Regions from separate parts of the Homo sapiens genome. Here region 1 is linked to region 2. A link is a loop called in an ENCODE intact Hi-C map of the cell type or tissue named here. Cell type or tissue: A673. All regions are shown on one strand. Links, peaks and the distances in the headings refer to the core of each region. The heading gives the core; the rest is flanking DNA.

What was found. A loop is a pair of places that touch in the nucleus more often than their neighbours do. Peaks named below come from ENCODE experiments on the same cell type or tissue, not always from the same donor. Only the 100,000 strongest peaks of a DNase experiment are listed, where the experiment ranks them.
Region 1: it touches region 2 in a loop (2.6-fold over the local background); 1 of 110 quality-filtered maps calls a loop at or near these places.

What each region holds. Positions count from the first base shown.
Region 1 is chr11:30,746,278-30,751,667 of GRCh38, reverse strand. The region is part of intron 2 of LOC101928338 (a long non-coding RNA gene); the gene reads right to left. Among named protein-coding and RNA genes, the nearest start is that of LINC02859, 14 kb to the right of the region's middle. In A673, for the core only: no CTCF peak of the experiment used is centred there; a DNase peak (open chromatin) is centred at 2,207; H3K27ac peaks cover 2,208 bases.
Region 2 is chr11:30,344,102-30,349,491 of GRCh38, reverse strand. No RefSeq gene overlaps it. Among named protein-coding and RNA genes, the nearest start is that of ARL14EP, 24 kb to the right of the region's middle. In A673, for the core only: a CTCF peak has its summit at 3,217 (motif pointing left); a DNase peak (open chromatin) is centred at 3,191.

The DNA of each region.
Region 1 (5,390 bases), core at 170-5,169, 400 kb before region 2:
GATGAGAGCAAACATTTTGCTCCCTGGAATCAGCATCCTTAGGTCTGCTCATCTTGGCTTAGGGAAGGAAGATTTACTTCAGCAACCGGATGCTGCCCACCTCATGATGCTGCCCACCTTCCCCAGCCCTGCCTACTTAACTCCCTGGACTTCATTCATTGCTCATCCAGATCTGTGGCACCAATTACATTTCACAGGAACAGCTGGTCTGCCAATCCTAGACACTCCAAAACAGTCTGTCCTATTATTGCCTCCATCTGACAAGACCCAGGAGAGAGGAAAAGAAACCTAGCTCTGATCTTGAGGGTATGTCCAGGGGTGTCAGTTTTCTCCACTGTAAAACTCATACATTGCACAGTGTGCTTTGTTTCCCAGATTTTTGGCATCCATTTCACTAGTGGTAAGTATTTTAATTTAAATAACAGGGCATGCAACCTGTGATTTCACAAAAACGCAAATAAAACAAAAAGCAGAGGAAGAAAAGAGATTAGAGGAAAAGTGCCTGAGTAAAGATTAATTTCTACCATTTATGTTTGTTAAAAATATGTGAGTATGTCTTGTACTAAGCACTTTCCATATCCGAGTTCACCTTTGCTGTGAAGGAGGAACAGTTACAAATGGAGAGACAGAGAAGGCAGAAGTTCAGTCACGAAGCCAGGATTTACATTCAGATGGGTCTGACATTATAGCCCATACTGCCTCCAAACCACACAGCTACACTGCCCCACAAAGCGCTGAGAGAAGATGACAGAAAAAAATCACAGAGAAAGCGAGTCAAAGTTGAAATGGGTGGGGGGGACAGGGGAACAGTGGGGCAGGACAGTGGTGGGGTTGGGGATTGGAAAAGAGAAAAAGTAAAACCTTCCTTGTGGCCCCAGTGGGTCGAATAGATTGAAAAAGCTTCTCAGCAAGGAGGTGTTTGAACGACACATTTCTCCTCGTATCTGAAGGGCAACAGGATGATGGATTTGTGAGTCTCTGAGAACCTGCACTGTGAGATGGAAAATGATCAGATGAGTTTAGCGCTTTGGAAAACAGACCAGAAGCTCCTGCCACTGGAGCCAGCAGCACAGGGAGGCCAGGCGGGCACTGCAACCAGTTGTCATAAAAAAAGATTTTCTGGAAAGCAAAACACTGAAGACAGACAAGGGTGGAGAAGGAAAGGCCCTACTACTAAGAATTCTAGTTCGTTCTCTTATAATAAATGTCCATGAGTGCATTTTTGACCTAAAAATTTCAGTCCTTGTCTCCACACATTCCCACTGGGGGTTGAAGACCCAGACTCTGGTGCCCGATGCTGTATCAGAAGAGTCTCCTTCGGAATGCAGAGGTTTCAACCTCCTTTCAGAAGAATTAGCCATGCTTTTAATTGCTTCAGACAATTTCGGGCGGTGATAGAAAAATATAGGCAGCTTATCAGAATGGAAAACTCCTTCTTGAAATTACAAAGAATTTTTTTTTCTCACAACAAGTTCCTTAACTCAAGAGAAAAAAAAAAGCTGAATGAAGTGACTTTAAAAGAAAAAGGAAAAGCAGTTCTTCTGAAACAGGGGGGTTGAGACACTCCGGTATTTCCAGCCAATGAAAAATGTGATATATGCCAGGCTTGTGTGATGCTAAGGCTAAGTGACTGCAAATTAATTGAAAAATATCCTGGATAACTTAAGTTGCAGGGAGCACATTAGGTCGCTTTGAAACAAAGGCAGAGAGAGTGCTTTTGTTTGGTTGCAGATGCAGGTGACCTTGCAAGAAGCACACTATAAATTGCTGTAATTGTGGGATGATAAGCCAGGTTGATAGATTTCTGTCACTCTCCCTCAGTAAAAAATGGGCTCACCTTCCTGAAGTCTACAGAGGCATATACATCAAGAAGCACATCATTGCTTCTGAGTTTCTGAGGCAAGACAGGTTTCTCTGTCCATTTACAAATATCCAGAAGGAGTATCCACATTTTGCCTATCCACAGGAATTCACGTTTATTGCAGCATCATTTTCGTATCTTTTTCTTGAAGTTTTATTCCATTTCTCTTTTATTTCTAAATGTGAATGTGGCTTTGGACAATAACGTCCTGGTGTGATTAGGAAACAGGGCAAGTAAGGGAAAACCCCCCAACAAGGGGCTTATTTCCCCTTCTTTGTTTTTTAGACCAAGTAAACACAACCAAAAGGGACAAAAAAAAGGGAAAGAGGATGCTTATTGATCACTTTGTAGGAGCAAACCGGAAAGACTTAAGGAGTCCTGCTGTGAAGTCTCTGCTGCTGCAACATAAAGTAGAGTGTTGTGGCTCAGGCAACCCTAGACTCTGCTGTCAATAGAAAGACCATGTTAGAATTTATAGCACATATTCTGTACTTTCTTTTGGAAACATTTCTGGTTTTTTTTTTTCTTTTCCATTCAGAAAATAGCATGCTGCAGGATAGAAACCCTTCTGCTGTTTCCTTGAGCCAGTGAGAAAAAAATTCGACAACATGGAAGCTCTTTTGTCTGAAAACCAAGGGTTATGATTTAGGGGTACACACTGATGCAGAATCCTTAGGAAATGAGCATGAGGCATAGTGTAGGAGTTAACAGGGTGGATTTTGGAATCATATAAACCCAGGGGTGAACCCCAGCTTGGCTGTGTAACCTGGGGTCTGTTATATGATTTCTCTAAGCCTCAGTGGCCCTGGGTGTCAAATAGAAGTGCTTTTACCTCGCTGACAGGGTTAAAATGAGGATTAGAGATGATATAGGAAAAGTGGCACAGTGCCTAGTGCATAGTAGGTCTAAAAAAATGGTGGTTTTCACTCTACAAAGGAGCACTTTAGTATATAGATGTGCTTCTAGCAGTATCTATCATGTCACATGAGAAAACAGCATAAAAATAGAAAAAGTACTCACTCAAATAAACGTAATATATATAGATTTTGGAGTCAGACATCTCCACAGAGGCTCCACACAAGATATGTGGCCACTGGAAAGTAGCTTAATCCCCTTGGGTCTCCTTTTTCTTATCTATATGTTAGAGATAATACATTTTTCATAGAGATATTGTGAGGAGCCAATGGTGTCTCTAAAAATAAACAAGTAAATAAATAAACATAATGTTTGGCACATAGTAAGCACTCAGTATATACTTGCTCTTATCCTCCTTTCCCACTGAAGAATAATAACAAGAAGAAGACTATGAAGAGTGTATTATTCAGAACCAATAAAATGTGTGTGTCTGGAGAGAGATATTTATTTTAAGGAATTGGCTCATGTGATTATAGAGGCTGGCAAGTCCAAAATCTGCTGTGGTCTGGCAGATTGGAGTCCCAGGATGAGCCGATGCTACAGTTCAAGTTCGAAGGCTGTCAAGTGGGAGACCCAGGGAAGAGCTGATGTTGCAGTTGAAGTCCAAAGGCAGCCTGCCACAGAATTCTCTCTTGCTCAGGGAGGTCAGTCTTTTGTTCTATTCAGGCCTTCAACTGATTGGATGAGGTCCATTCATACTATGAAGGGTAATCTACTTCATTCAAAATCTACCAGCTTAAATATAAACCTCATCCAAAAAACAAAAACAAAGAAAAACCTCAGAGAAACATCTAGAATAATGTTTGGCCAAATATCTGTGCTCTAAGACCCAGCCAAGCGGATGCATAAAATTAACCATCACACGTATCTTTAATCATTTCAGAGACTCCTTTTTGAAAACAAAGAGGGGCAACCAGCTGATTAAACCAGGTTTGAGAAATTAGAAATGGAATTGTTAATGGAGAAATTCCCTTCTTCTATTAGCCTTAGATCCTTGGGGTTAGAGCTGGGACACAGGATGGATGGTAGTGTATCCTGATTTTTGTAATGCAAAATTTCAGCATTTTGTTCCACCCCATGAAAGTTTCTATCCCCTTTGGACTAAAAGACGAATGTCTCTATCACTAAAGCAGTGTCCATCACTGACTTTGCTAACATAGTTCATGTTTGTTACTGCCCTTCCAACATGATTTCTACAACAAATAGTAAGAGAGATCTAATGTTACATGATTCTAGCTTAAAGATAAAGGAGAAATCTAATCTTCATGTGACATGGCATATTCTTCTAAATATGGGAAGCATTATGCACGGCATTTTCTGGTGTATTTTCTGTAACTGTATACTGCATTTCACATGCACCAATTGCTTTGGGACTGGCTATAAAATAGCTATGTAAGTTGTTTCTAAAGGCTGTATTCTGAAACACCTTTCTAAATGCTCCGCTTAATTTTTTTCCCACACTGTAATTCATTGGTGGCCTTTTCTACAATGAATTGTTGGAATTAACCAATAAATCAGCAGGAAAAGACATGCCAATTTCCTTCCCAGTTGATAAATTACAGTGTGGGCTTGGCATAATATGTTTTATTTTGTGAGTGTGTCTGTGTGTGTGTGTGTATGTGTGTGTATTCTCCCCTTCCCCCAATTTTCTTTTCAAGAAATTCTGAAATACTGGAGCTTCTATTTTGCTTGCCAATTTTAATGGGCAATATATAGTATATATTTCTATTATGTATTATAAACATCTGTAATCAAGGGGTGACAGTTATTGACAATTAGAAAATAGTATTATTCCAGGTTTGCTCAGATGCATTTGCCGTAAAAATGATTTGCTTTCCATTCTTATACCCAATTTGTTTATGTTCATCAGAATTTCTCTACCTCTCAGGCCTCAGTTTTCTTGGTAACTAACATGTTATTACTATATTTAAAGAGCAGTGTTTCCTATTAATCCACAGATCAGTAACTGTAAATAATGCTGTAATCCTCTTTCTTTAACAAAATATTAATGTAATAAAGATAATAACATTTCTTTAGGTTGAGAATGTTTAATCATCTATTCTCATGAAATATAAGTAATCAACCCTTTGCCCAGCTATATTACCATTAAGGCGCTCAGACAAATCTACTTATAAAATGACAATGCTGGTCAGTAATAGCAATAAAGGTAACTTAGTGTCCCTCTTGGGAAGCCATTCTACTATCTACACGTACAACGTGTTTCCTTTAGATTCATCTCTTTTTACTGCGTAGCGATATAAACAGAGAGGTCATTACGGATCCCCTGGCCAACCTGCCCTGAGAGCCCACCATCTACATGGTCTGGCTCACTTCTCTGAGGTAGAACCTCTCTCTTCTTAGATTCTTCACTGCATAAGGTAAAGTTCCTCATCGATCAAGTAAGAACACAAATATTTCAGATGGTTTTTGGGATGATTGATTGGAAAGTGACTTACTCAGTGCTGAGTGCAAAGTAGCCCTTTGGTAGGTGTGCATTCTTTGTTCTGCAAAGAAGTGGCAAAATCCTTAGAGAGAATGTTGGGAAATACTTAAACTAAAGGAGGAGAAAAAGAAAAAGTAGTTAACAAAACCCAAGACAATCAAGAAGAGACAG
Region 2 (5,390 bases), core at 247-5,246:
ACCCACCGTACAGGAAATAAAAAACAGCAAAACATTTCCTTTTACATTTCTTTGCCCCCACATTTTGCGATGGGAGGTGAAATAAGAAGCAAGGTCAAATTTTATGAAATTGCCAATGTCAATTATTTCTGACCTAAAGGAAGAAAGCAAAGGAGGATGGAAGCAAGGAAGCAAAAAAGGGGGAAGGAATGGGGGAAAAATCTTGTGGAAGCGAGGGCTAGAATTAGGTAACGACTCATATATTCTGCTCTTTAATGATAATTACAGTTTATTGAATGCTTCCTCTGCATGAAGCACTGGCTAAACAAAGTTTTACATATATCACCTCACTTAATCATCACATCAACTGCGTGAAGCTCCTCTGAACCCCTAAATTATTCCCATTTTAAGGATGCAGTAACTGAGGGTAAGAGTTAAGATATTCATCCAAGGTCCTGCAACATTTAACCACAAAAGTCATGGCTTATCTGCTATATGAGAAGAAAAAGATACAAATCATTAGCACCAACAACTTCCACTACCTTTTAATAGTGTTATATATATTTTCATGATTATAAGAGTAATCATGTTCAGTATAGGAAATTTGAAAATTACAGAACATTTGATGGAGAAAATGAAAAATCATATGAAGTCAAATATAACTTGTATTATTATTTTAGAGTCTCTCTCACTTTGGGTGTTTTCCTGCTTTTAACAAATTTGGAATTGTTCTTTTTATTTTATACTCTGCCTTAAAAATAATTAGCATTGTTATGAATGTTGCCCCATTACTTTAAAAATTCGCCAAAAACTTATTTGGTTATATTATATTGATACATAATATAATATATAAAACATATATAATGATATCCCATTAGCTATCCAATTGTTTTTCTCATGTTAAAAAATTAAGCAGTTACCAAATTCTGGTGTTACAAATGTGATGAACATCATTGTACAAAATCACTACTTTTGACACCAATGGCAGGTGTGTTTGTCATTTAAAGGTGATTTCTTTTCCACAAGAAGTGTCATCACTTACATTTTCTGGTTGTTCGGTCACAATGATCTGCATGGTGTGACCAGGTTGATGGAACTGATACACTGCATTTGTTGGGAACTGACCCAGCCAGACCTGGGGTGTGAGTGTCCAGACCAAAGCCAACTCCAGCCAGGTGAGAGGACTTGCAGCTATTTCCTCCCCTTGGTGCTGTCCTGGGCTCAGCCTGGTGAGGATTTCCCACAGGAGGCAGGGATGAGCAGACTAGAGACAGCTGTGTTGTTCTGAGAGCTCACTGCTGGCTGCCACACAGGGCAGCATCTGCTTTAATACCTAAGGTTGTCACCTGGTGGGGCCTGAGCTATGGATACTGCACTTCCTGAGACCCCAAGGTGTGGCCCTCTTTCTGTGGCACACTTCCAACCCATTGAACAGGAAATAAAACACAGCAAAACACTTTATTTCTTCTTCCCTTCTTTCATTCCCAAACCTTATTCTTACTTGGTTAAACTCACCTTCCTTAATCAGAAAGAAAGGAGGTGGCTCACACCTGTAATCCCAGCACTTTGGGAGGCCGAGGCCTGCAGATCACCTGAGGTCAGGAGTTTGAGTCCAGCCTGACCAACGTGGTGAAACCCCGTCTCTACTAAAGTAATCCCAGCTACTTGAGAGGCTGAGGCAGGAGAATCGCTTGAACCTGGGAGGTGGAGGCTGCAGTGAGCCGAGATCGCGCCATTGCACTCCAGCCTGTGCAACAAGAGCGAAATTCCGTCTTAAAAAAAAAAAAAAAAAAAAGGAGGGGCATACCTTCTTTTATTGTGGCAAGAAGGGGAGAAAGTAGAAACACACAAATTAGACTGCACTGCCAGTTTCACCTCCTGCTTTGTGCTTTTTTTTCTTTAAAGTATGACTTTTTCTCCATATTTTAAAATATTTTACTCAACAAAATTTATTGAATGTGTATTATGTACAAAGCACTGTTTAATGCAATAGGAATGGAAATGACTGAGGCTCTACTGAAAGAAAAATTTTACATAACTTTGCTTAGATTGGCTGCTTATTCAAAAATTTAGAATATTGAATATATTAATTTTCCTAGCTACTAGAAATGTCAAGCCCTTTACTAATAAATTCTAAGTTTTTTGAAGTCTCTAGCCATTTTTAGTTTAGTTTTCCCCCTGTGCCAAGGAGTTTTCTGTTTAACATTGTTAAATTTAGCAAATAAAAGCACAGGACACACAATTAATATTGGATTTCAGGTGAACAAATACCTTTAAATATATTTCATGAAATATCCATAGGTGTGTTCCAAGTATTACTAAAACATTATTTGTTCCTTATCTAAAATTCAAATTTAACTGGATGTCCTGTATTTTATCTGGCAACTCTATTTCTATTGAATAAGAAATTTTCCATTTATTGAGTCTTTGCCTTCGGCTTTTTTTTTTTTTTTTTTTTTGAGTCAGAGTCTTGCTCTGTCACCCAGGCTGGAGTGCAGTGGCACGATCTCTGCTCACTGCAACCTCTGCCTCCCGGGTTCAAGTGATTCTTGTGTCTAAGCCTCCCGAGTAGCTAGGATTACAGGCACCCACCACCACACCTGGCTAATTTTTGTATTTTTAGTAGAGACGTGGTTTTGCCATGTTGGCCAGGCTGGTCTCAAATTCCTTCAGGTGATCCACCCTCCTTGGCCTCCCAAAGTGCTGGGATTACAGGCGTGAGCCACCACTCCTGGCCTGCATTGGGCTCTTAACCTGACACATTTAATGTTTATACATCTCTATAATGTAGGTATTGCTATCCACATTTTATATGCAAGGGAATGGAGGCCTCTAGAAAACAAATAACTTGTCTGAAGTCCCAAAGCCAGCAAGTAGTGGAGACAGCATTCAGACTCAGGTTCACCTGACACCTAGGTCCATGCTCTTTCCTCTGGATTATAAGTACTTATAATTGAAGTATGGACTAGTTTTGGAATATTCCACTTTAACTGTATTTTAGTAGAATATTTGATTTCAAATTGAAAGAACAATCTATATAAGAAGGAGGGTAAGAAGGAGGAAATTTTGCTCTTCTTCCCATAATATTTAGAAGAAACGTTTTATCCCAAAAGCACTTGAACAAATGGCACTCCTCCAACTCTACCTTAAGATACTCATTTTCTAAATGTATAGTTTTTGTTCAAAGTGGTTGAGCGCTTCACTGGAAGTTTGTAGTAAAATATCGCCCTCTTCTGGACAGATGGGTATCATTCAATGGAGATGGATACAAAAGACTTTTTTTTTTTTTTTTTTTTTTTTAATTTTTTCCTTCCAACTTTTATTTTTGGTTCGCATGATACATGTGCAGGTTTGTTACATGGGTAAATCGTATGTTGTTGGGGTTTGGTGTACAAATCTTTGTCACCCAGGTAGTCTATAATAGTACCTGATAGTTTTTTGATCCTCATCCTCCTCCCACCTTCCAACCTCAAGTAGGTTCTGGTGTCTATTGTTCCCCTCTTTGTGTCCACGTGTCCTCAATGTTTAGCTCCCACTTATAAGTGGGAACATGTGGTATTTGCTTTTCTGTTCCTGTGTTAATTCACTTAGGATAATGGCCACCAGCTGTATCTATGTTGCTGCAAAGGGCATGATACTGTTGTTTTTATGGCTGCATAGTATTCCATCGTGTGTATGTCCCAGTACACTTCTTTTTGTTGTTTTTATGGCTGCATAGTATTCCATCATGTATATGTCCCAATACACTTCTTCATCCAGTACACTGTTGATGGGCATCTAGATTTATTCCATGTCTTTGCTAATGTGAATAGCGCTGCAATGAGCATACACATGCATGTGTCGTGTCTTTATGGTAGAACAATGATACAAAGGCTTTTTAAGAGTTAGGACAAAAGTACAATTCGATTATGTATCCAAACACACAATAAATAGCTGTTGTTGTCACTAAGTGTACACCTTCTTCACTGTGACTTCTCAGAACGAAAACAGAAAGACATGTTAGAATTGGCTGAGAAACATATTCCATCCATGTTTATGGAGCTGGCTGAGTGGTGGGCATGGAAGTGGGCAAAATCTTTACTTCCAGGACACACCTTAAGTAACCAAACTGCAATAATACCTAAGTCATCAGAATCACATAGCTTCAATGAATCCTGAACAGAAAGAATTTCACATGTATAAGATGAATGGTCAAAGAAGAATAGAAAAATATCCACCAGCATTGGAACTTTGGCGTCAAACAATCTATTTAGATTCCCTTCTCTTCCACTGATAAACTATGTGACCCTAGGCAAGTTATCTAAATTCTTTAGCTCTCAGTTTCCTCATCTGTGAAATGATAAAAATAGCCACTTATTAGGAAAGGTGGAATAAAGAAATGTGGTAATATCTGCTAGGGTCTGAATGTTTGTTCCCCCAAAATTCATATATTGAAATCCTCACGCCAACAGTGATGGTATTAGGAGGTGGGGTCTTTGGGAGATGATTAGCTTATGGTGACAGAGCCTTCATGAATGGGATTAGTGCCTTTATAAAAGAGGCTCCCGAAAGATCTCCTGCCCCTCCCACTGTGAGAGGTTTATAGCAAAGAGACATTGTTTATGAACCAGGAAGTGCCCTCACTAGACACTGAATTTGGTGGCATCTTGATCTTGGACTTCCCAGCCTCCAGAGCTGTGGGGAACAAATTCCTGTGGATTGTATGCTATCCAGTCTATGACATTTCATTATAGCAGCCTAAAAGGACTAACATATAAAGTATAAAAACAATTTCATTTTCTAAAGTGTCCTACTTTATTTTCACCCAAATTTTGGCTAATAGCCAAGGTTTAGCAAACCAAATTATTTCTCTAAATTTATCCAATTTTAGAACTGTGTATTTTTTCAAGAAAGTCGATATCACCATAAAGATGTTTTGAAGCAGGAACCTCAGAAATAGGTGAACCTATGAACGTCTAACCAAATATACTCTATATTTTTATGTAATTTCAACTGAAAAAAAGTTAAAAAATGTCAATACACTAAAATATCAAAAAAGATGAAAGCATTTAAATATCCCTGTATCACAAATGATTAAGAATATCCAGCTTTATAAAATACACTGTCAAGTATCAGAAAGTCATTATGCATTTGATTTTTTTTTTGGCATCATTATTTCTGGAAATGACATATAGAAAATGTTGAGGTGTGTGCTGAGTTCCCTTTTGTTTGGCAGGAACCAGTTTCACCTTCCCCTCTTTCACACCACAGAACTGAGAGTCCTGTAAGGGTAAAAGGGAAGAAGAACAGGAGCTGTTGATGCTTTAACTTCATTTTGCTAGCAGTGTTATAAACCACAAATTTAAGTCAATGATATGCCTTTAACTGCCTGACAAGTTATTTAATTCAGATACAGCTATTAAAAATTTATA